5 separate regions of the Homo sapiens genome follow, and regions 1, 2, 4 and 5 are each linked to region 3. Evidence: chromatin loops called from intact Hi-C (ENCODE). Cell type or tissue: PC-9. All regions are shown on one strand.

What was found. Peaks named below come from ENCODE experiments on the same cell type or tissue, not always from the same donor. Only the 100,000 strongest peaks of a DNase experiment are listed, where the experiment ranks them.
Region 1: it touches region 3 in a loop (7-fold over the local background); 23 of 110 quality-filtered maps call a loop at or near these places.
Region 2: it touches region 3 in a loop (4-fold over the local background); 3 of 110 quality-filtered maps call a loop at or near these places.
Region 4: a loop joins it to region 3, with 7 times the contacts of the local background. A loop is called at or near these places in 4 of 110 quality-filtered maps.
Region 5: it touches region 3 in a loop (10-fold over the local background); 3 of 110 quality-filtered maps call a loop at or near these places.

Annotation. Positions count from the first base shown.
Region 1 is chr12:52,670,350-52,675,349 of GRCh38, forward strand. KRT1 (keratin 1) reads right to left here. Exons shown (of 9, transcript NM_006121.4): 9 at 4,387-5,000. The coding sequence ends at 4,844. Among named protein-coding and RNA genes, the nearest start is that of KRT1, 7.6 kb to the right of the region's middle. RefSeq lists an enhancer at 4,551-5,000. In PC-9, no CTCF peak of the experiment used is centred here; DNase peaks (open chromatin) are centred at 842, 2,212 and 3,122; H3K27ac peaks cover 2,533 bases.
Region 2 is chr12:52,797,224-52,802,223 of GRCh38, forward strand. No RefSeq gene overlaps it. Among named protein-coding and RNA genes, the nearest start is that of KRT3, 3.6 kb to the left of the region's middle. In PC-9, no CTCF peak of the experiment used is centred here; DNase peaks (open chromatin) are centred at 2,118 and 3,768; H3K27ac peaks cover 4,327 bases.
Region 3 is chr12:52,868,485-52,873,484 of GRCh38, forward strand. No RefSeq gene overlaps it. Among named protein-coding and RNA genes, the nearest start is that of KRT78, 22 kb to the left of the region's middle. RefSeq lists enhancers at 1,550-2,050, 2,051-2,551, 2,055-2,104 and a silencer at 1,865-1,944. In PC-9, CTCF peaks have their summits at 2,170 (motif pointing left) and 2,372; DNase peaks (open chromatin) are centred at 2,177, 2,977 and 3,427; H3K4me3 peaks cover 1,216 bases; H3K27ac peaks cover 3,716 bases.
Region 4 is chr12:52,519,776-52,524,775 of GRCh38, forward strand. It overlaps KRT5 (keratin 5), which reads right to left and starts at 619. Exons shown (of 9, transcript NM_000424.4): 1 at 1-619. The coding sequence starts at 521. RefSeq lists an enhancer at 2,526-3,491. In PC-9, no CTCF peak of the experiment used is centred here; DNase peaks (open chromatin) are centred at 776, 1,586, 2,236, 2,746 and 2 weaker places; H3K4me3 peaks cover 2,616 bases; H3K27ac peaks cover 4,502 bases.
Region 5 is chr12:52,494,222-52,499,221 of GRCh38, forward strand. No RefSeq gene overlaps it. Among named protein-coding and RNA genes, the nearest start is that of KRT6A, 3.5 kb to the left of the region's middle. In PC-9, no CTCF peak of the experiment used is centred here; a DNase peak (open chromatin) is centred at 2,440; H3K27ac peaks cover 1,321 bases.

The DNA of each region.
Region 1 (5,000 bases), 200 kb before region 3:
CTGAGATCGCGCCATTGCACTCCAGCCTGGGTGACGAGAGCGAGACTTTGTCTCCAAAAAAAAAAAAAAGAAAAATCCAGGAATTGGGTCACAGGTTGTAATGTATGGACAGAAGCCACAGTCAGATTCCAAAAGGCCTATCTGCTGAAGAATATGCAATTCAAATCCCATCTGGGTGAAGATGATCAAGTCGACTGCAGTGGGAAGGCCAGAGTAGCAAGACATCTGGAAAAGAGAATTAACATATATGTATATTTTTGCCTGAATGTTCATACATACCTTTTGAAGGACACCCAAGAAACTGAGGGGAGTGGTTGCCACAGAGAAAGGGAACTCATGGCAGGGGACAGGAGAACTTTAACCCCACGTTCGCCCTTGTAGATTGCCCTCCTGCTGAGTATTGTTACCAGGATAAGCACCAAGCATCAAACACACACTAGACCACCTAGGGATGGAAGAGTACAATCTAAGGTTCGGGGAGGTCACCAGTAGATCTGGGGATCTCAGTAGCTTTGGTGGATGGCCTCTGAGGAATTCTGACCAGCTTCATGTCTGTTAAACTTTGTCCACTTGAGCAAGTTTCTCCCATTTACTTCCGGTTTTCCTTCCAGGGAGTATCAGTAATTCTTCTGCTCCTTCTTCCTGAGTTATCTGATGATTTATTCTACCCTCCAAATGCTGATGACTCTTTGGTTTACACCTTTAGCCCCATTCATTACAAGGATAAAGCAGATGCACTTGCTACGTAACTCAGCATCTTTCCCCACAAGCCCTCTTGCTAGATTCTTTGTTACTACCCAGACCAGGAATGTGGACTCTCCTCTTTGCCTCACCCAACCGCATCCTCATCCAATCTATCACCAAGTCCTAATGATATAGCAACTAACTATCTCTGTAATGCATATTCTCATTTCTGACCTTCTACTACTTCTAAGGGCTGGAATTAAAGTGCAAGTCCCTATCGTCTTTTGTCTTCACCTTTGCAATAGTCTCTTAAGTCTTCCTGCCTCCAATATGGACCTCTCCAATCTGCCCTGGCTGACTTTTCCAAAACACCAATCTGACCATGACACTCTCCTATTAAGTACTTTTACCAGTTCCTCCTCACCTATGACAGCTGTTTCTGACATAAAATTCCTGAGGGAAAAAGACATTTCCATAAATAGATCTCCCATCAGCAGACCAGATTTCTTAGGGAATACTTGGAAACAAGACAAGCTGTGGTCCATACCCAATTCCTACTCCACTAGCAGTAAGACAACCCCTTTCCCTTCCACTGGACCAGTACATAGTAGGTCTAATAATAGATATGAAAACCCCATCTGAGAACTTGTGACCCAGAAGCCAAAGTCCAGACTCCATAGAATGCCAACAAGGCCCTTCTTGATTGGATCTGGATATCTTTTCCGCATCATTTCTTGTCACTAATTCCATGCTTCTTCAGATGCTTAACTACTTCATGAAATTTCACTCTTCTATGTCCTTATCTATATGATTCCCTCTGCCTTGAAGATCCTCGTCTGCCTGAAAAACTCTGATTCATTCTTTAAAGCCCTGCCAAGCATCACTTTCAATCATCTGTGTTCCTGTATATCTATTTCTGTGTCTTGGATGTATCTCTACCATTGCTACCACCCAGGTCTCTAGGCTCTCTGAAAGCAAGAACCATGTCTCACTCATCATCATCTCCCCAACGCCCAGTTCCTCATACATAGTATTTGTGCAGAAAATGTTTTTTGAACAGAACTGAATCCAGAGTCTTCCTTTATCGTCTTTCTAATGTGGATGCATTTTGGCGTTTGGTCTAACTCAATTTACTTCTTCACTATATACTGACTTACACAGGGTTTTCATTTAATCCTTGTAACCTTACAAGCCTTGGTAAGTTTCCCTGCAAATTGTATTTTTCTCTGTTTCATGACCTTCCCATAAAAACTCGAGTCCAAAGAAGATAAACAGGAGTATCCCCAGTACTGAAATGTGACTAAATAAAGTTGTAACCTAAGAAAGTATGTAGAAAATCTGGGCCAGAGTATAAGAACACATCACTGTTCATTCAGTAGCGTCCCTGGGAAAGAGGTGCTATATCTGTTGACCCCAGAGGTCAGCTCTTCTGTGAAGGAGAGTGAATCATCTCCCTCAAGGCCACCTAACTCTCATTGTTCTAAATCCACAGATCAAGCCAGCTCTTGTCAGTACTTTAGTTTCCCAGATCTCTTGATAACAGGATGGTATTTCAGTCACTGGAAGTATGTGTTTCCCCACAAGCTAATGCTGGACATTCTGGTTGACACATCCTTCATCTCTTGTGTGTTTGGTTCCCATAAATCAGTACTCAGGAGCAGATTCAACTTTGGGTGCACTAACAAATCAATTTCCTGTCCCTGCAGAGCTGTCACTGAGCCACAGTGACCATATCAAGGTACTTCCCTCCATGGAGGCCCTGAGCAGCCAGCTGCCTTTTACTTTTTTGTCACTCCCTTTTTAATTCTTTTAGCTACTCTGTATAACACATTCACAATTCACAAAGGTTTTCACGTTATATTTCTTTTCCTCTTGATGTCTAGAGGAAAATATTCTCATTCCCATTTCTCCTACAAGACAACTTAGGCTCAGGATGGCCAAGTCACATCCAAAGATCCACACATCTTATAAGCTATAGATGCCTTTTCTTTGCCTGCCCTTTAAATAGTACAGTTCCTTGTTCTTTCTACTCTACCATAGTGCCTTTCAAATTCTGACATTAGTCTGAATGGAAATGGACATGGTGGTGTTTCATCCAGCTAAACCCACTGCTGGACTCACTCTGACAGTGACAGCAGGGGAATTTCCATAGGGAAGTGCCCGGAACCATCCCAAAATGGAGCCAGGTGGGATTCCAAAAAACAAAGCACTAAACACCAGGGTGATCAGTGTGCAGTATTTAAAAGGAGGACTAAAGGTTCAGAGTGAAGTGCAGCATTCTCACGGTGGACAGGGACATGAGGGATGTTCTAGCTGGGTATGTCTGCAGTTAAGGAGTCAGGTTATGGAATTTCATAGACGAGTTTAAGGAATTTGGCTCAGGGCGAAGGCTAGTTTCTGTGTGTTTAACAAAAGGGCTATTTCCCAGTGTTTCCCAGCAACAACTAAACAGCTTTGTCAGTGCCTGAGAATGCCCGAGACCCAGCTTTGCTTCAAGCCTGCAAAGGAAAGCATGCAGCTGGCCAAGTGATGGAGTAGACAAGGCACACTGTGTTTCCCGGTCAGGACACAGAAAGACAGCAGGGGACACTGGGGTCCCTACAGAAGGGATAACTGAGAAGGAAGAATAGAGCTCACCTGAGTTGTGTTTGCATAATACATGTGTGATCTATCCTCTCCTTATTCCATTAGCCCTGTGGGACTCTGGAGCTAAGAAGACTTTTCCTAATTGGAAACTAAGGAAATTGATCCTCAGAGAAGTTGACTGCTTTTTTCACGTTCAGAGAACCATTACAAAAATTTTGGTAACTTGCTTCTTTGAGCAAGCATCTACTGAGCTGTATGGAGTCCCACAAGCAATGTTACGTCATCATCATCATCATCATCATCATCACCATTATCATTAAAACTGGCACTTATTTAGTGCTTGCTGTGTGCTCAGCCCTGTGTATTCATCTTATTCAATCCTCACACTATTCCCACAAGGAAGGCATTATCATCCCCAATTTAGACATACTAAAACTGAGGTGCAGAGATGTCTGTAACTTGCACTGTATTACAGAACTAGTAAATGGTGATGGTAAGATTCAAACCCAAGCATATCTGAGTTCAACTGTCCATGCTTCTGGCCACTATGCTATCCTGTTGTACAACTTCACAAGTATGAGCTATGTGTCAACAAGGGAACTTCTTAGATTATGCAGAGCTTTGGGTGGTGGCACAAAAAGAGAAGGGAAATGGAATATCCAACTCTCTATTACCACTCTTAGTTCTTGAACTCCCCAGGCCAAAGTCTGTATTCTGGCTCCAGTAACTGCTGACCCTATATTACTCATGCCCCTCCTTACTGGCTGTTCCACGTGAAGAATTACTTTTTCATGCAATACTTTCCCTTCTTCTCAATGCCACACCTCTTCCTCCCAACCTGCTTGCTCACTGCCCTTTTCAAGAAAGCCTTCTCAAATGAACAAAACCTGTCACCCGGTCTCTCCATTTCTCCATGACATCCCCACCATCTGGGAAAGTGCTTGCTCTCTCTGTGATTCCAGTCTGGTGAAATGTTGCCTGGTTGGCCTCTGCATTTTTCTCATGTTTGTGTGCATGACTTTCCCATATGCCATGTGGCTCTAGTGTCTTCTTTTACCTCACAAAACACCCATCCAGGTTAGACAGTGCCGTAAACAAGGGCGATCGAGACATGGAGAATTTCAAATGCAGTTTATTGCAGCAAAACAAGGAAATGGGGAGTTTAAGACCTCTCCACAAAAGAAAAACAACTTGCTTACACCTTATGTACAAAACCAAAACAGCACAGAGATAAGATGCTAAGGAGCTGTCCACACCCTGGGTCTAACTGGTCCTACTCTGGCTGGCTTAAGGAGGTGCTTTGAAATGTCATGTGGGTGGTGGTCACTGCTGAACTGTTTCTCAGGGAAAGAACAAAGCAGGGTCATAGCCAGGGGACTGAGATTGCCACTGATCTGAAAACTTCATTGGGAAACAGCAGAAAAGAAAGAGCTGGGGGAATAGGATGAGCTAGTGTAACTAACCATAGCTCTTTTCTCCGGTAAGGCTGGGACAAATCGACCTCGGTCTTGCCAAGCATATTTGTTAGTGATGCTGGGGGAGAACTAGAGCTAATGAAACAGAGGGCATCTCTTTATCTGGTTACTCCGGAATAAGTGGTAGAAACAAACTTCACGCTGGAACTGCCACCAGAGGACTTGACACCCCCAGAGCTGGATCCCCGGCCTCCTATGGAGCCTCCAGAGCTCCCGCCGCCAGAGCCCCGGCCGCCAGAGCTGCCGCCGCCGCCG
Region 2 (5,000 bases), 71 kb before region 3:
GGGTTGTTCAGAGGCTTATGACTGGGCTTGGTTTGTCCAAAAGAAAGCCATCCTGCACACTCTGGAGCTGGCCAAGTTAGCTGCTTATCTCTCCAGGACAGGCCTTTTTTGTTCTGTCTGCTGCACATTGGGCCCTTCTAAGGGTGTGGTCTGTATGGCCCTGGCAGGAGCCTCCTTAGAATTGGGGGAAAGGATAGAGACTTCTTCAACACCCACTGGGTAGGGCTGGGAGTGGCCCAAGTGCAAAGGAAGTACAATTTTCTTCAGTGGCCTGGTTCTTCCATTTTATCCTTATCTCTCCCATGTGTTACCTGCCAGGCTGTGCAACATCCTAGCTCCTCCCCAGGATAAAACCATAAGCTCTCCAGGAGTTTCCAGTCTTGTTAATATACTGGGTGCCTTGAACCAAAGCACAGTGCTTTGCCAATAGTAAGTGCCATAAAGTTTGGTTTGTTGAAAAAATGAATTAGTCCATCAATTAATTATTAATGACTAATGGTTAAGCCCTTATACTGGATTACAACCAGATAAAACTGGTTGAAAGCTAGTTCAACTCCCATTGCATGAGGTAGCACAAGCTAATTGAGATTATTTCAATGTGAGGAATCCAGACTTCTCAAATTTGGTGTTCAGATTTAGAAAAATTTACATGCAAAATGAGTGTCACCTCCTCAGGGGAAAAAAATGTAGAATCACAGAATCAAGAACTAATCAATCAAGAATCAATCAATTACAGAATCAAGTTGAAGTTGACTGGACATTTGAGGTCACACAATCTGCCCCGTTCATTGCTGGGATCCCCTCTCCAGCATCTCTGACTTATATCCCTAATTTTCTGCAAGTTCTGCCCATGGACTGTGAAGTTAGCCCAGGCCTAGAGTGTGGCCACACAGGCTCCTCTCCTCTTTGCTCCCTCAAAGGCAATGAACCAAACCCAGGGCTAGACCAGATCCTCCCCATGACTAAGCATGACCAAAGCTATTTAAATTCTCTGCATTTCAGCATCATTAACCATAAAAGATGATCAATCATCTCTGACCCTCTAGATCTCACAGGAACATAGCTAGATGAATGAAATATCTGCCAGTGTTTTAAGAAACATATCACAAGGCCAAATGTGGTGGCTCACGCCTGTAACCCCAATACTTTGCAAGGCTGAGGTGGGCAGATTGCTTGAGCCCAGGAGTTTCAGACCAGCCTTGGAAACATGGCAAAACACCATCTCTATGAAAAAAATACAAAGATTAGCCGGGTGTGGTGTCATGTGCCTGTAGACCCAGGTGCTTGGGAGGCTAAGGTCGGAGGATCACTTGATCCTGGGAGGTCAAGGCTGCACTGAGCTATGATTGCACCATGGCACTCCAGCCTGGACAACAGAACAAGACCCTTCTCAACAAAAGAAAAAGAAAAAAGGAAACATATCACAAAAATTAGACCATATTTTTCCTTATAATATCTAAGAGAGCAGGATGGAGGACCTGCCTTTATGCCAGACAGAAATGAGGCTGCTGCTTGGTCTGGTGTGGGGTCTAGAGTCCAGGGCAATGAGTCTCTAGGAATTCCTAAACCCATAGTGATTCAGGGTACTTAGTGCCCCAATGGGGGGAGATCTTAGTCATTGCCAGAGCCCACTGATTCTGAGCCATGCTTGTCATTCCTTTAGAGGGAATTATCTTGGAGAAGAATCTTTGAGAAGCAACATCACAACCACTGCTGTCATCAGCTAGTCCTGGGTCGGGGACCTCCCCAGCAGATGGTGGAAGAAAAAGGAAGAAGGGCATAATCTATACTTACTCTTGGGGTTGGGATAGCAGAGAAGACATGGCTTGACCTTTGAGAGGACAGGGAGCAAAACAAAGATTGGGGAATACATTCGTGGGACTAGATTGTCAATTCTGATCAGAGCTGTGAGTGAAGGAAGTGGTGGAAGGGGAGGAGATAATCAGTGAGTTGAAATTCTTATTGGTTGGGCCCATCCCTCTAAACTTGTAGGGCCTAATAAACACTTTGAGAAAACAGAGTTGGTTTACAGTCATCCCCAACACTTGAATTATCTGAAGTTTATTAACTAAGCGCCCTAAGTGTTTACTCCCTGGAGAAAAGAGTGAGTCACTGGATTGCAATGTGTAAAATCGAGACTCATAGGGTGCTACGGCCAGGAGGCTCTCCAGTCCACTCCTCTACCTCGAGGCAGAATTCACCTGGCCACTCCTACTCTTCAGGATCCCCATGGAAGGCGATTCATCAAATCTCCTAACTTGCCCAGGCCAGCAAGACCCCACCCTGACCCAAGGAAGGTCTTCAAGGATCTAGCTTTCGTGCCTTCCACTCCATTTCATGGGAGCCTAACTCCTCTTAAAGGATCAGTGAAGTTGTGGTCAGCAGCAGGAGGCCCAGTCACCTGTCCGTCATGGCATGGCACCCATACCTCTCTGCTTGTGAAGGCCCCTTTTAACACACAAAAAATTACATTGACCTTCACACATGTCAGAACTCATACTTCCAGTATCCTTTGAGAATATACATTTTTTACTATGAATTTAGCAACACTTTTAAATAAAAGTGCAGTTCATAGTCATATACATTTGAAAGTGGTAATACATATACATAAAAAGACACATTATTCACTCAGTCGAGAGACACTTGCATCCATGTGCATTCTCAGAATCCTTGCAGTCCTGACACAACAGCAACCCTAACTGGGGCCTCTCAGCCTCAGGTCTCAAGGTCCTGCCCCTTCCACGGCTGGACACCTGCCCCCAGCTGAGATTCCCCACTGAGCACTGTTACCACCTGTCTTCCCTGCCTTTGTGTCCATCAGCCTGTGGCCCTGGCAGGCCTTCAGCAGATGGGAACTGAGTTGCGATGAATTTGCTCTTGCCTGGCCTTCCATAGTAAAACACACACACTCCCCTGGTTTCTGTATCACAACCCTTCCAATATTAGAAAATACTGTGGAATTCACAGACACCAACCTCCCAGTTAGATAGACCCAGTTGTTTCTCCCAGTCCTCAGTACAGATGGTTTCCGGGAATCTTCTCTGCACCCACTTTAATATGTTAATGGACCTCTTAAAACTACAGTGCCTTGCTAAGATAGGATACTTAAGGTGGCTTCATGTGCACCAGAACTAATAAGAAGCCCCTTCCTGTCTGTGATGGGGGCACTGTGCTTCTTTCAATGCAAGCTAAGATTCTGTTCCCTTCTTTAGCTCTTGACTTCCATCAATCCTGCCTGGGGAGGAGGAATGGTAAGGCATGGGTTTGTTGGTGGTGGGGGCAGGGGGTTGTTTTTGTTTTTTTGTTTTTGTTTTGAGAGAGAGAGAGAGAGCCCCTCACTCTGTTGCTGAGGCTGGAGTGCAGTGGTGCAATCTCAGCTCACTGCAACCTCAACCTCCCAGGCTCAAGCCATCCTCCCACCTCAGCCTCCCAAGTAGCTGGGACACTGGCATGCACCACCATGCCCAGCTAACACTTTTTTTATTTTTTTTGTAGAGACAGAGTCTCTCTATGTAACCCAGGTTGGTCTTGAACTCCTAGGCTCAAGCAATCCGCCCACTTCAGCCTCCCAAAGTGCTGGGATTATAAACATGGGCCACCATGCCAGCCAGCTTCCTAGTTTTAAATAACTCACTTCCTTGTCCTGCTGTAAGAATAAACTGAAGGGACAGCATTCACAAAGCACTTACAGAGAAAATAAACATAACAGTAAAAATGAAAAAAAAAAAAGGTTTGCCCTGAATAAGCCTCTATTTACATAAGATTCCTCTGCATGGATAAGAGCTGTCCATTTATATTTGTGCTGAATCATGTCTGGCTGGCATGCCTGCTCAAACCAGAGGCTTGTACACAGCAGAAATCACAACCTTGTCCTCGCTGGAGAATTCCCAAGAGATCTTAGGAAGTTATTAAACAGTTGTCTTCAAACAAAAGATAGGCCGGGCGTGGTGGCTCAGGCCTGTAATCCCAGGACTTTGGGAGGCCGAGGCGGGCGGATCACGAGGTCAGGAGACTGAGACCATTCTGGCTAACACGATGAAACCCCATCTCCACTAAAAATACAAAAAATTAGCCAGGAGTGGTGGCGGGCACCTGTAGTCCCAGCTACTCCAGAGGCTGAGGCAGGAGAATGGCTGAATCCAGGAGGCAGAGATGGCAGTGAGCCGAGATTGCGCCACTGCACTCCAGTCTGGGTGACAGTGCGAGAGTCTGTCTCCAAAAAAAAAAAAAAAAAGATAGAAGGGGAGGTGAAAAAAGTCATTAAGTGGTCATTTAACCTGGGAAAGGCATTTAAGAGGAAAAATACATTTATTTCTCAATGCAATGATTTGAAAAGCATGGATCTCTCTCCACTGAGGAATTTGAGGGGATCCAGTTAGACATAAAGCAAAGGGTACAATCATGGTGAAAATAAGGGGACCAGGGGACACTGTAAGTAACCCAAGGGGATTTTTAAAATAGCAATTTATAGCCCCTAGCATATGAAAGATGCTCAATAAATATCAAAGGAATGGATGCCAGCGTGTGGGGTGAGAGACAATTCTGCCAAGAGACAAAGGAATGACAGCAAACCTCTTCATTCCTGGAAACATACCCTCATAGGAAACAAGAGTGGGAAAGGAGGCATGGCCATGGCAAGGCTTAGCATTACAGCTGCGTGGCAGGGGAGGGAGGTGCAGAGTGGTGGTTCCCAGACTGCAATTCAAAGCACATCATGGGCCTCCAGGCCACACCCTGAGAGCAGGTGGCCCAGAGCTATCTCCTCATCCATTTCTGAGCTTAATCTCTCAGACACGCCTTGTTCTGAGCTTGTCTAGTCTTAGAACATAAAGCCCAAACCCCAAACAAATTGGACAATGGGCCAACCCATGCCCTCCACATCCTGGCCTCAACCTTGCTCTCTAGCGTCCTCTCCCACCACTCCCTGCCCTGTCTTGAGTGATGCTAAGCTGCTTTTGGTTTGGTACTGCACTGAGCCACACTTCCCTGTCTTTACTCTG
Region 3 (5,000 bases):
ATCACTTGAACCCAAGTGTTTGAGGCTGCAGTAAGCCATGATCGCACCACTGCACTGCACTCAGCCTGGGAGACTGAGGGAGACCCTGTCTCAAAAAAAAAAAAAAAAAAAAAAGAAGTAGAATTATCACTTAATGTTCAACTACTACATGCCAGGTGCTTTACATAGCATACCTCTGATTAATCGCATATTATAGATGGGGAAACTGAGGCTTGGTTGTCCTAGATCACACAACCAATAGTGGCAGAGTGAGAATCTGAACCCAGGACTATCTGTAAAGCATTTCTCAGGTCTATGCCTGCATCTGTCTGTTCTCCAGCTGGAATAGCCACCCCTCCACCAGAGGGGATGGAGGAATCCAAAGAGAGAATGCACTCAGGCCAGATGGGGCAACTAGCAGAGCCATGGGCTGGGCAGCTGGTGAAGGCTCCAGTGAAGGGGAGTGTAAGGGGCCTCGGGAAGAAAGGGAGAGAGATTGTTAAGTGAAAGAAGGGATGAGGAGGGGGGCCAGGCCTCTGTGCCACCTGATTGAGAGGGCAGGCGCATGGTTGCATGCAGTGTGGGAGGGAATAGGGTGCAGAGATGGTGGAAAGGAGGCCTGTGGCTGAGCCCAAGTGCCTACTTCCCTGTGCTGTCACTGCCCCAGGGAGGCCTGGGCCATTTGCCTCAAAGCCAGTGGTGGGCCAGGGGCCTCAGACCCCAAGGAGTGTACATGCTGGGAGCTTCCTGAGCAACCAAGAGCCTCCAAACTCTGGAACGTGCCAGGGTTTCATTCCTGGAGCCACCTCATTCCCAGCCACAGAGAGGAGTGCTCAAGCCCCAAGGGTCTCCAGGGAAGAGAAACTCAGTGGGACTCCAGAGTGACCAGCCAAGAAGGTTCCCAGAGGGGGAACAGAGAAGAGGGGCACCTGGCTGGAGATTCAGGAGACAGGAGATGGGCAGGGAGCAGGGAAGGTGCGGAAAGCAGCAGAGACAGCAGGGGAGGGGAAATGAAGAATGTGCGAGGAGGAAACTGGAATGAAAGTGCCAGCTGGGGCTGGAGCACATCACTTTGAGGAGGAGACAGAGCAAACCTCACCTAAGGCCACCACCCCCAGCCCCATCCCAGCTTCCCCAGGCCCTGCTAAGTGCCAGGAAGAAGCAGTGTCAAATGCAAGGAGGAGCAGGGCGTCAGTTCCCCACAGCCCCTTCCAGGTCTCTGGAGCTCTATTCCGGAAAGGAGAGGGGAAAAGTGTCACTTGAAGCCCCCAGGCCTCATGAAGGCCTTTTGCAAGAGGGAGGCACAGAACTACATCAAACCCCCTTTAAAAGTTTCTTGGCAAGCCTGACCCACCACAGGGTAATAGGCTGGTGCTGCCACAAAGGGGACTGAAGTTAGGTGACTACAGCCATCTCTGAAAGGACAAAGTCAATATACAGAAGGACTAGGTCCAGGGACCCTGGTCAGGCAGGGATAGGTGGCCCCATGGAAGCTGGGAAATAGTCAAAATGTCTTCTCTAGATCCCCCTCCCACATTTGACCCTCTGCCCCAGTCTTTTTGTGCCAAACCACAGCCCAGAGTCCCCATTCTCTGGGACCTCTCAGAGGAACTCTGCTCTCTAGGTGGTGGGGGTGGGGCCCCCGTTACATTATTTTCAGACTCACTAAACACCTATTAATTTGTAGGGGGCAGGAAGACTGGGAAACACTAATCCAACCCCATGGGAGCCATACAGAAACCATATGAAAAAATGAGGATAATGGTCCCTGCCATGGGTTATAGTGACAATTGAGGTTTCCAAGTACTTAGCACATGCCTGGCGCAGTTGGTTACTTGTGGGGAGGGGCAGAGAAACGGACCCTAACGCACACAGACAGGTAGAGAAGAGGCAGACAATTGCAGGGCTGCTGGAGACAGTGCCTGGGCCCAGACACCCTCTGGCACTGGCCAGGCTCATTTGCATGTCATTTGCATGTGCTCTGACACTTGTCACTCCTGTCGCTTCAGAGCCTCTGGGTCACACATTGTCTCTGTCCCTTCCTCATGTCACTTCCTGGATTCCCAAGGGCTGAGGGGACCCCACAGAGAGAAGAGAACCCCGAGTCTGGGGGTCAAGGAGCCTGAGGGAGGACCCGGAGTCTGAAAAGGGTGGGTGCTTTGGCCGCCTGGAAGCCTGGCTTAGGGCGACCCCTGCAGGGCAATCCTAGAATGGAGGGAGGAGGCGGAGAGGTGAGCTCGGGCTCCCCCCAGCTCCCAGGGCGGCACCAGCCTGGCCCTTTTACCTCCAACACGCCCTATGCTCCCTGGCACCCTGGAGTCTGAAGGCAGTCCACCGACCTGGGCCAGATAGAATCCAGAAACTCACAGCTGCCCCAATTAGCTAAAACAAAGGGGGTCAATGTGGGTTGTACCAAGCATCAAAGCAGGAATATCTGGGGGCTCCAGGCCATCAGCAACACCATCCAGATACCACTGGACCTGCACCAGTGCCTACCCTGGGTGCCACAGCCCCATCCTGCCACCCAGCACTGGAAGGGATTGTGATTTTAACTGGGGAAGAATTTAGGGAACAGAGAGGATTGTGAGGGACTGGAGAGAACCTCACATAGCCTGTACTGAAGGTGGACCCACCAAGGTTTCTCCAGCTGGGGTCCCATCCACAGAGGACAACATCGGTGGGAATAGACTGCAGCTGGCGGGATTGAGGTCAGGCCAGGGAGGGAATCCCCACCATAGTGGCGTTACTTGGGGCCCACTGGGAGACACCTAGTTCCCTTCCCACCCAGAGGCAGTTCTGCCTGTCCAGTTCAGCCGGGAGGGAAACAGCAGAGGAAATGCAGCGACTGCAACATTTGACTAAGGGGAAAAAAAATGTCAAAAATGCTCTGAGCCTGCAGTTTGCTTGTTGACATACACAGATGCTCACACTTTTGCCATTGGGTTCCCTCCACCCACCGCCCCTGCCTTGGCTCAGCGTGTGAATGGGGGCAGAAGGGAGGGCAGGGCAGAAGGGTGTGTGTGTGAACAAGTGAAGTCATTCTCTCTGGGTGGCTCCTTTTAATTAGCACCCTGAAAAAACTCCCAGCCAGCAAAATTGAGTCTTGCCAACTGGGAGCCCCATCATTCTGACTCATCCAGGCCCTGGGGGCGAGAGTAGGGGCACGAAATCTGAGAGTCAGGAAGGGGGTTGTTGAAAGCCTGGGCATTTGAGAAGGCTTCTCAGTCTTCTGGAGGACCCTCAGGAAGGACGTGGTCACATCTGAGAGTCAGTTGGCCCCTGGGAAGCTTGGACTGAGTTGGTTCAGAGCAAGAGAATGGAGGTTGGCAAGGCATCAGAGAAATCACCGCTTTCCCCAGCTCCCCCGAGGAGACCAGCCCCTGAGCTTGGCCAGGGTCAGCCCTGGAGGTCATACTACAGGACATTACATCAGGTCCAGGCCTGGGTGAAGCATTTGGGCCATTTCAGTTGTACTCAACATTCTAAGCAAAGAGTCACCTGATATCTTATGGCCAACCCCCAGAATCTAGTCCCCGGAACTGGAAGCAGCAAGTTTACTCTATGAAGGGGACAGAGCAAGCCTCAGGCACCTTCCCTCAAGACCCCTCGCCCCACAGTCCAGAGGACTGTCCATGCCCCTCCTCTCCCTCAAAACTTTTCTGCAGGCAACTGCCTGATAAACCTCCCAGAATCTGTGCCAGCCTCCTGGCCTGGTGTGTTCAGTTGCTCCACTGTTGCCTGGATCTGACACTCTCTTCCCCTATCAGGCTGGGAGTCCCAGAGGCCAGGGCCCAAGCATCTCCTTGCTCTGGTCTTCAACAAAAGCCCTTAGGACCATATAGTCCACGGGAGGGGCACAAACCTGCTCCCTGTGAAAATGGGCAGTGGGGGAGGTGGTGGGAGCCCTGAGACTCAGGGCTTCTCTGGATGGGGAGACAGGAGCCCCAGGTTCAATCCCACTGCTGCTGCTACAGAATCACTGTGTGACCTCAGATGTGAAATTTTCTACCTCGAATGTAGACCCAGTAGCCTTGGGGGTCCCTTGCAGTCTCTGATACTAGGATTAGCTAGTAACCGAGGGTTCATTGTCGGGGGAAACACCAGGGCAATGGGAAAACACTACTTGGAAGACCAGGCTGGTATGGCCGTGATTGAACAGGAAAGGATTCTTACTGCCAGGGTCAGGAGCAGGGATGCCTTCTAGCTCTCCCTGGCTCTAGAGCACCATTTCCAAATGCCCCCAGCTCCAGGAAGGAGTTCAGGCAAGAGCTGGGGAGCTGCACAAGGCAAAGTAGAGCAGAGCTGCCTAAAACTGTCCAGGGCCCAGAGGGCCATTCCCAGGGGCTGGCGGTCCCCCTCGGGCTACTTCCCAGGCCAAGCAGCCAAATCCCCAAAACCGGAATCCACCAACCCAGAGGACCACCGCCCCTGCTGACCGCCAAACCGTCCCTGGAGAACCAGACCATTGTGCCCTCCCACCAACCACAACCACCCTGGGGGCCCCCACCCTGGAGCTCATGCTGTTGGGAGAGGGTAGGGCCTGATTTCAGGTGACAGTGGAGAAAGGATGGGGTGACTGCTCTTGGGGACAGAGAGTGGCGTGTTGGAAGAATGAAGGCGTCCTGTCCCTGGGGCTGAGTGGGAACCTGAGCAGGGCAGGCACCGCCCGACGCGGAGGCCTCCACCCCCAACCCAGCTGGGCTGCCTGCTCCCATCACACCCTGGGCAGTAAAACTTGCTTTTATGGTTGTTGCGGGGGTTGTTTTCCTTGGTGGTGGGGGCAGGGGGTTCTGTTTGTGTCTTTGTATCTTTGTGCAAATACACCTGTGTTGATATGTGCCTGCTCCTATACATGTATTGATGTCTGAGGTTTTGTGTGTGTGTAAATCTGCATGTGTCCATGCCTCTGTGTGTGGATATATCTGTGGGGGAGATCATCATAGCTACCATTTATTATTTCAATGTACTCTCCAGGTGTTGTTTCCTTTAATCCTCGGACAATCCTTTAAGGAAGATATTCT
Region 4 (5,000 bases), 350 kb before region 3:
GTCTTGATCTGCTCGCGCTCCTCGGTCCTCACCCTCTGGATGCTGGGGTCGATTTGCAGGTTGAGGGGAGTCAGGAGACTCTGGTTGACAGTGACCTCTTGGATACCTCCAGGAGGGCAGACAGGAAAGCCAGGGCCACCGAAGCCACCTCCAAAGCCAGCTCCGCCACCGAGCCCAAAGCCACCACCAGCTCCACCGCCGAAACCAAATCCACTACCGGCACCACCTCCAAAGCCATAGCCGCCTCCAGCACCAGCACCAAACCGGTTCCTGAAGCTGCCACCACTAGTGCTGATGGATATCCTCTTGGAGCCCCCCAGGTTGTAGAGGCTCCGGCTGCCATAGCCACCCACTCCACAAGCACCCGCAAGGCTGACCCTGCCGAAGCCACCACCACCGCCACCCCCGGACCGGGACACGGAGGTGAAGCTGGTGCGGGAGACAGACGGGGTGATGGCAGAGGCGGTGCTGAAGCTACGACTGCCCCCGCTCCGGAAGGACACACTTGACTGGCGAGACATGGTGGCTTGTTCCTGGTGGAGCAAGAGAACCAGGCACTAGTGGGTTGGGAGGTGCTGGAGAGAACAGAGCTCAGCAGGACGCAGAAGGTGGCTCTGTTACCCAGGAACGGTGATGCCCCCTTTTTATCCCTTCCAGAACTGGGCTGGGCGAGAGAGCTGTCGAGCTGTGAATGATTAAGTGGGCTGGGCATGCCTGGGGGGCAGCTGTGAGCTCACCGGTCACACCTGCACAGTGGTGTGGGGTGCAAACGCTTTCTTCCTGGCAGGCTCTGCTCAGTTAGAAATAACCTTGCCTTGCAGCACTGATCTCTTGGCAGCAAGTTGGTGACGCTGCTAGCAAGTATGTCTTCACCATAGAGGCTGGGGGCTGTGAGCAGCCCAAAAAGGATGCCAGGAACTGAGGGGGCATTGGCATGGCCAGTGTCCTGGGGACTCTTACAGGACCAGGAGTATTGACAACCATCCCAGTACGGTACATGCTGAGCACCTGCCCTTCCAGCTTGGGGAAGCTGTCCATCAGCGGGGGGCAAACGATTCCCCAGTGATCTGCTCTTACACTTTTCCAGGCAGCAGGTTGCTGCAGGGTTTTCCCCTCTGGGAAAGGCAATCTGTAGCCTTATATTCTTGGTTATGTGCTAGAGGGAAAATAGAGTTTCATCCTTTTCTGCACAATTTTTTTCTTAGGGAAGGCACAGCTATCCCAGAGCCCACTGGGCAGATCTGCCTGCAAGGTTTAGGCCAGAGAATGTGGGAAGCCCTCAGCGCCCCCTATAAACCACTTTGACCTCTTTAAGGCCAGGTTTATCCTTCCATAGCTCCTCCTAACTCAGCATTTTTTCTGCCCTTTGACCTTTTCCTTGCTCTTTGGCCTGGGCAGGACTCTGTGGGGGGTTTAGGAAACCCGGGGATCCCATGCAATCCCTTAAAAAAAAACCCTGAGACTCATGGGCTATAGCGTCTCTCTTTGGGGGTAGCTACTCTGCCGGTTCCCCAGCCCCCCAGGTGTGTTCCAGCAAGCTCTATTCCACTAGGGAAGAAATGAGTCATCGTATGTGTTGATACAGGCTGAAGGCCGCCACAAACACATACCTGCAGGAGCTTCTAATCTCATCAGGAACATGTTGAGAGTCTGACGGCCTGTTATAACGGCGAACCACCCTGTTCCAAGCAGCGGGACTTGCTCTGCTTTCTCTATGCTGTAGCCCACAGCCTCCTTCAGGGCCAAGGCAATGGAAAACGGGATTCTAAGTCTATGGATTGTCCTGCCAGAAAGGCTAGCCAGAGCAGGCCTGTGGGCCCAGGCAGCTGGCATGACAATCTGCCAGCTGCTTTAGGGAGGGCCCTTTGAGATCCCCTCTGCAAAACTTGTCTGGGGGGTTGTGGCACCAGGTGGAGGAAAGGGGGTTTCTGATGAGGTTTTAACACACGTCTGTTCTAAACCACACCCACTCTTTTTGGCAGCAGATCTGAGTGGGGCCACCTCTCTGCCGTCCCCCAAATAGAAGCAGGGCTCTCAGGCAGGACAGTGCTTGGGCTGTTCAGAGTTTCGGGGGCGCCCTGTGGCCCGAGGCTGGAGGTAGGAATGCAATGGGGATGGCTTCAAAGCCTCAGGGAGGAGGGGCTATATTCTCAAGAGTAGAAGAACAGGACCAGACCCAGGCTCAGGAATCTCTCACCAGGGCCTGCGGTTGGCCACAAGGAAGCCAAGGCAGTGGGAAAATGACTCCCTGGTGCTGAGGATCAGCTGAAACAGTGACTTCTCACCAGAGGGCTGCGATGAGCAAGCAGCTGACAGGTCAATCTCGGCAGACAGACCAATGGCCGGAGCCGGTCTTACAGGTCTTGAGCAAAATGGTTTGGGTGGCCTCCCTGGCTGGAGCATTTCTGAGACCCTCAGAGATGAATTGTGCTGAGCTCACCATTTTCACATTTGGTTGCTTTCTGGAGAACAGATGTGAGTGTCCTGGAGGCCTGAGACATACCAGGGGACCCTCGGCTCCTGATAGAACAGAACAGATCCAAGCCTGAAGCAAGTGTCTGAGGACTCGTAGTGGGATGCTCCTGCTCCACTCAAAGATCGATATCGGGGTATATCCCCACCACCACATACACTCACAGGTCCCGGGTACAGACCTCACTGCCCTCAGGGAAGCCCCACCCCTCCTGAGACACTGGGACATTCTCTTCTCCCCATTCATTCTCCTCCCAGCTGTGTTGTGAAGAAAGAGGACTTGGCAGAGCAGGAATGCGTTCTGGCTAGTCTGAGGATTGCTAGAGTGTGCCAAGCTCAGATCCATGTGCCAGGGACCAACGGTGAGTGTGTGGTGCTCCATGGGAGCAGGGAGCATGTGGGTGCTCCATGGGAGAAGCAGCAGCACTCTTCTATCCGAGCTTCGTGGGAATCCTCCCATGAGCAGGCAGGGCAGCCCCTCCCTCAATGCCAGACCTGGACAGGTATAAATAATGGAGCCGCTCCTGGTGGGGAGCCAGGCACCAGCACCACTGCAGCTCGGGAGAGTCCCACCCCAGCCTGGAATTTCACTGTGGCAGGAAGGGAGGGATTGTGTTAGGCTCACCAGGGAGCTTTCCTGCTGGGCACCCCACAGAGGCAGTTCCCAGGCTTGGTGGGACATGTTGCTCAGCTTCTCCTCTGGGTGCTGCTTTCCTTGTCAGCAGAAGACAGTGCAGGGCCCGCCCTGCTGCTCTCCCCATCAGAGAAAGGACAGTAAGCTGGCTGCCCTGACCTCTCTCGCAGAGCTGTGCAGGGAATGTAGGACCTGGTCAGCATTTCATACATGGAGAAGCCCTTCACAGACACCAGGGAGAGGGTGGTATCCATTCGTGGAACAAGGGTTAGGCAAATCCTGCCATCCCAGCCCAGGATTCCTTCTCCTCAGAGCCTCCACTCCAATCTGTAGGGCTTTAGTAGAAGATACATTTAATAGAGCATGATAAATAGAACATGTTCCATAAAACAGCATTTGTACATATCCTCTAAGTCCCCCCCAGCAGGGCAGTCTCCAAGGTTAGGGAACATCTCTGCATGGCCCACACCCTCAGCCCAGCCTTGGGCACTGGAAGTGTTCTGCAGATATTTTTTGGAGTGAATTGACAGACAGAAAATCCTCTTCCTCCGCTCCTTCCCCAGATTGTTATGTGAAGCCCACAATGGCAAGAACCTCAATTGCTTTTGCACCAACCTATATCTACACCAACCTATGTATAACAGAATGTATATACATTATATATATTCACATATATTTCTGTGAATCCTCCAGCCCTATGCTGAGTCTCAGAGTCTTGTCCATCTGATTTTGTCTCTCAGTCCGTGTCTACAGGATGAGTCTGTTGTCCCCTTCACACTGGGTATGCTCTGTGTTTAGGATTTAGGATTTAATCTAGCATTTAGGATTCTTTATTCCTTAGGCTTCCCTCCATCCTTCTTCTTCCCTCACCCTTATTCTGAGGGTGTTCTGCATCTGAGCCCACTAACAAGTAGCCTGCACGTGCCACCCCAGCCCCCAGGCCCCTCCAGGAGAGAAAGAAAGCTTTAGTGGCCTCAACTTTGCAGCCCTTCCACCTCACGCTTGTTCAGCACAAAAAGTGGGGAGCAATAGTTGAGGTGTGAGTCACCCTATTCATTGGGCTATGGTTGGCAGCCCCATCAGGGAGCCTGCAGCCAGATTCGCAGGATGGGGAAGGGCAGATGGAACAGCGGGCCAGCCCAAGATAGCTCTTCACAAAGCCCTAGCCTCAGGGGGAATTGAGGGAAGAATTTTCCTGCCTCCACCCAAAGCCAGCGGAATCTTGCCCCCATCCCAACCTGGGTCCCAGCTCTGGTCCTAGCTAGATTCTCAGAATCACAGGGCCCTGAGGGGAGTGGCCACTCTGGATCTGCAGAGCTGGACACACCACCCCCTCCCTCCTACAGCCCAATGTCTCTAGGGCTTTCAGACCCCAGTCTGAAAACCGGACTAGGTAGAAAGGCAAATGTCCAGACATAAAGCAACTGCTCAGCCTTGGCTCAGAGGGCCTTTGGAGGTGAGTCCCTGCTGCCATTATTGAGGTCATAGTGACAAGTTACCCCCTGGAGTTGAGTTTTTCTTGTGCACGGGCTTCGCACACATTGTGGGTCACAGCATAGGTGCAAAAGCATGTGGCACCACTCCAGACCATGTGTTGGTCCTGACCCAGTCCTTGGATGGGTCTGGGACCCTGAGCAAGTTGCCTAACCTCTCACTGCATAGTTTTGTCCAGTGCAGCTGGGAGAGAAGGGAGGGGCCTGGGCTCATTGGAGGGGCCATGCAAGCTGGAATTTTAATTTTGAGCTGGCTGGGGCTGAGCAGGAAGGGAGGGGCAGGCCTGCAGGGGGCTGTGGGGAGCAGCCTTGGCCCCCATCCCTTAGATTCAGCAGCCGATTGGCCCTGGCAGGAGAGGGTGCAGAGCAGAGCCCTCCGCTTCCCTCCAGCAGGCCCCTGC
Region 5 (5,000 bases), 370 kb before region 3:
AAAGTCAAGGGGCATATGGAAGCTGTGAATCATAAAATTGTGCCCTTACAAGTGTGATGATGTAACATGTCAATTCCACATTTTAATTTCTGATCTCAGTGCTTGAAATCTCAAATCCATATACACCTTCTGGGAGGGTGGGCAGGCTGACAAAGGTGAGTGTGCTTGGTTTACAGAGGAATGAGCTTCACTTCTCCAGTCCATGCATTAAGCACTGTGCATGAGGAGAATGGAGAGCAATCCTGGGCAATATTGTTCTGTGAGAACCTATGGATAAATGAGCAACCGCAGGAGGAAGAACAAACTCCCATGCTAAGAAGAGCCTCAGGAAAGCTCTTGTTACTATTTTAAAAGCAGTCCCATTTCTCCAACATTTGGAGGGGGGGACACAGCATCCAGGAGAACAGGGTGTTCCCTGTCTAAAGGAGGTGCTAACTCAGCGTCTGGCAAGAACGAGATACCTTCTCAAGACAACGGAAGCAGCTCCCCTCCCTCCACCCTGGTTGCACAATGGTTGACCAAGAATGTGCTTCCACCCAGTTCTGGGAAAGAAGTGTTCCTTCTGGTATGTGCTCCGACCCACTCTACTCTCTTGGGATAGAGGCTTTAGGCTTGGCATGAATGATGCTAGGATGGGTAAGAAGGGTTGGCAATTCAGGTGGGAGCTATATGCATTTACCCAGTGTCCTATGTCTGTGTCAATGTCCAATGTCCACGGCTGCTTTCACACTACAAAGACAGAGCTGAGTAGTTACAACAGAGATTGTATGCCCTGCAAAGCCTAAAATAGTCACTATTTGTCCCTTTAAAGAAAACATTTGCCAACCCCTGGTTAAGAGCATGGACTTTGGAGACAGAGGGCTCAGGTTCATGACCAAGCACCTGGGTGTCCCTCTGCACTTTCTTAAACCCTTTGTGCCTTGTTTTTACACCTGTAAACTGGGAGTGAACATAGCACCGGCCTCAAAGTGCTATTGTGAGGCTTCAGTGAGATAATTAATTGAAGGTCTTAGCAAGGCATCTGGCATATAATTTCTCACCGAAGGTAAGCTAATATTATCATAGGAAAGTATGAAGACATTTTGTATGTAGAGGCCCACAAGAAGCGTCAAGAACAGGGACACAAGTGCAGGGTATGTGTGTGGGGGAGGAGGGTGGTTCAGAGACCGGTAAGAGAAATGAAACCAACATTGCAGGCTTGTGCCACATTAGTAAGGACTTAGGAAGCCATGTATAGAGGTTTGCCCTGCTCCCAGATGCCACACAGAGCCGCAGAAGGCAGAAGAGCAACAGGATCAGAAGAGCAATTTGCAAGCTTGCAGCCACTCTGCTGAGCAGCAGCATGGGGCAGACAGAGCTCCGCCCAGTGGGGGAGGCAGCATGTTGTCTGAGTGATTGGAAGGAAAGGTGGTTGGAGAGAGGATCCAACCTCTGAGTTCTTGGCAGGAGCCCAGAAGACTGCTCTCCCTCTTATGGAGTCAGGTTCCCCTGCCCATCCTCTGCTGGGTCTCAGGCTGTTCTCTGGGGTACACACACAGGGGCAGCTGCTATTAACCAGCAGTGCCAACTGCATCAGTTCCTTTTTCACTAATGAGTTCCTGTCTTTTTAAGTGTGGGGGTGAACTCATCCCTGAATAAAATATGTAATGTAATTCATTTAGTCTATCAGAGGATGGTTTAACTTCAACATCTTATTCAATCTAGGCTTGGTGTGTGCATCAGACAGCACCAGCAATATAAAGTGCCATGTTTAATTTCCTGACACCAGTGTATCTCCTTTTGCTAAATTTATATGACATTCTCTTATATATCTACTAAGAGGTTTTTTAAAAAAATTCCCATTCCCAGCTGCCAGGCATGCTCTGGGAACCAAGTCCAGTGACCCCATAGAGTGAGGTCAGCTGGGAGGACTCATGAGAGGTGATGAAGGGCTTCTAAGACAGTGGAGGGGGAGTTAGAGAGGAGGGAATCCTGCTGCTGCCGGAAGATCTATTTCTGATTCCACTTCTTCCCAGGCCCCACCACCACTAAAAGGGGAAGTTTGCACCTGGCTCATTTGCCATTGATTGTCTATGTCTTTCTTTGTCCTGGTGTGGGAGGTGCCTGTTGTTCCTGGCCTGCTTTCAGACAGCTGCCCTAGGCTGGGCCCTGTTCTTTTCTCTCCTGTGAGTCCAGCCCTCTCTGCCTCTGAGTCTACCTCTGCCAGCGACCACCTATCCCAGGAGAGGGTCATGTTCATAGGCAGGCCACCCTATCTACCCTGGATGGTTATTCTCAGGTGAAACCTCTCTGGTGACCATGGCTCATGTCCCATGGTGGTGCCCAGAGGTGTTCTGTTTCCCTAGAAGAGCCGAGTGGGGAAGGCACAACCTTCATAAGAAGATTAGAACAAAGGGTGATGGTTCAGGCAACTATGTGAGAGAAACCAAAGCACGCAGGATGAGTAAGCAGGATGACAGCCAGCCTCCTCCCCAGGGGACAGCTGAACCCAGCCTCTTCCTTCTGCCGGGAGAGCCTCCCTTCAGGTGGGAGCTGTCTCTGATTGCCTTGGAATGCAGAATGCCTTTGTTCCAGGCCCAGGGATTAACCTGCACTCTTGAGTTGTTCCCAGTGTGGAGGGAGGACAGGAGGGAGCTCCTGAAGCCTGAGCTCATGGAAAGTCTGCCTCAAAGAGGATTTGCCTAGGCGTTCTGCCTCCCAGGGTGGAGTTGGCAGATGAGAATGAGGGAGAGGCTATTGTCATCATCATCAAAAGCTTTAAGATTCAGTGCCTAATCTTGCAAGCCACAATGCAGGATGATGCTGCTCAGAGGGAATCCCAGCGAGCCAGGCCTGTCCCTAGGGAGCACCCACTGAAAGAGAAATACTGGCAGCCACACGTGTAAGCAACATAGACAGAAGCACGAAGGCTAGTGTGAGATGTGCAGCCTTCTATGGTAGACCTAGTGGTTTAGAGAGTCTTGAATCCCTCAAAATTGTTTTACTTAGTAATCATGTTGTTTATGAATACTCAGTATGCACCTAGCTCTGGAGCTTCCCTTCTGTTTCTCAATTTTCACACACACAGTCCGTTTATTTTTTTTTATTTTTTTTTTGCAGAGAACATTGACAGCATTGCCTATCTGAACATGATCCATGAGTGGCTTTCTCTACAGCTGCAGGAAGTCTCACAACTCCATTTTCCAGCGGGATGGGGCTCTATCTCAGGTCAGTTGTGGAGTCCAGAGGTCACTGGAATAACATTTTGCACAGGCCAACCTGCCCTTAAAAGTGTGGTTCCTAAATCCCCAGATGTCACTCCATGTGACTTTCCCACTGAGGATACATCAAGAACCTCTTCCTCACAGACTTGAGGGATGGAGGGAAGCATTGTAGCTGCCACTTCAACCATCAAAAGTAGATTATATGCCTGGAACGGTGGCTCACGCCTGTAATCTCAGCACTTTGGGAGGTTGAGGCAGGTGGATTACTTGAGTCTAGGAGTTTGAGAGCAGCCTGGGCAACATAGTGAGACCACATCTCTACTCTCTACAAAAAGTACAAAAATTAATGGGGGATGGTGGTGCACACCTGTAATCCCAGCTGCTTGGGAGGCTGATGTGGGAGAATTGCTTGAGCCCGGGAACCAGAGGTTGCAGTGAGCTATGACCATGCCACTGCACTCCAGCCTGGGCAACAGAGCAAAACCCTGTGTCAAAAAAAAAAAAAAAGTGGATTTTGACAAGGAGCCTGGAGTGAACTGGAAACAATCATTAGCCTACAGGATTGATGCATGTTCTGTGCTTCGAGGGGCAAATATTGAGTGTTTGCACAATTACAGAAATTACTCTGATGGCTCTCTACACATTGAGTTTGACGCATGTTCATATAAAATGTAGTTACCGAGTGACATATTTTGCATGTGTCCAATCCGTCTTGACTCACCCTGTGCATGCTGGTACTGGGTAAGTAGGTGCACTTGGATGTTTACATCACTGGAAAGCGCACAACTGGGCTGGGCACTGACGGGCATATTTGGAAGAAGGGGACAACCTTTGGCTTTCCTGATCCGTGTGGGGACACTAGTTAGAGGAGGAAGAGCAGTGTGTATCTTATGAATGAGGCATTTTGATGATGGGAGGCAAGAAGGGAGGTTGGAAGTGCAGAGAAGTGCTTTCGGAAAGATGAGAAGGCGAGAAAGGGACAGGCTGCACAACAGGACAAGGCAGGAACCCTCCTCTGTGAGCAGGAGATAGTGTGCAGGTGAAGGACCAGGCTCTCCTTCTGTCACGTGGCTGAGGTCCTTGATAAGAACAGGGTTGAAGGGAGCCCTGCCAGCCTTCCAGAGAGACCGGTAAAAACTGCAAGAAGAGTTTCCAATGGACTGGTTTCCTTTTCTCTCCACTGCCTTCCCCAGTTCCCATCTCCCTTCTTATCCCATCTCCACTTTGAACTCTGGTTTCTACTTCCTCACTGCTGCAAGGCTCCCCTCACTACACAGTCTAATTTTTTTTAAGTATACTTGGGAAAAAATATTTCAACTATCCCCCAGTGACATACCCAGGGCCTGGCTTAAATAATGTAAAAGATAGGATGAAGTGAATTCTTACAGAGGGATGTCTCACTCCATCGGCCTTCTGGTCAAACACCCTTTATTTCAGGAAAATATCTGGTTAATTCAGGAAAATATTTCAGGGAAAATATCTGATTAATTATGAGGTAATAGGTAATTCCTCCACATTTGGAATGATCTGGAGTAATTCCCACCTATAAAATTTACTTTCAAATCATTTTACTCTTAGAGTACAAATACCCTAGAAAGCAAGCCAGTCTCCTCTGAGATTTCCTGGAATTTCCTGGCTGCTTCCATCTGTTAATCTTGTATAATTTCACTTTAAGCCTAGGGGCAGGATTAGCGACAGATCATTGATATTCTGGCAGAAGTCTGTGGAACTCATGTTGCAAGTGAGGCCTCAGGGGGATCTGATAAATTTAATTTCCTTCTCTTTTTCCTCTTCCCT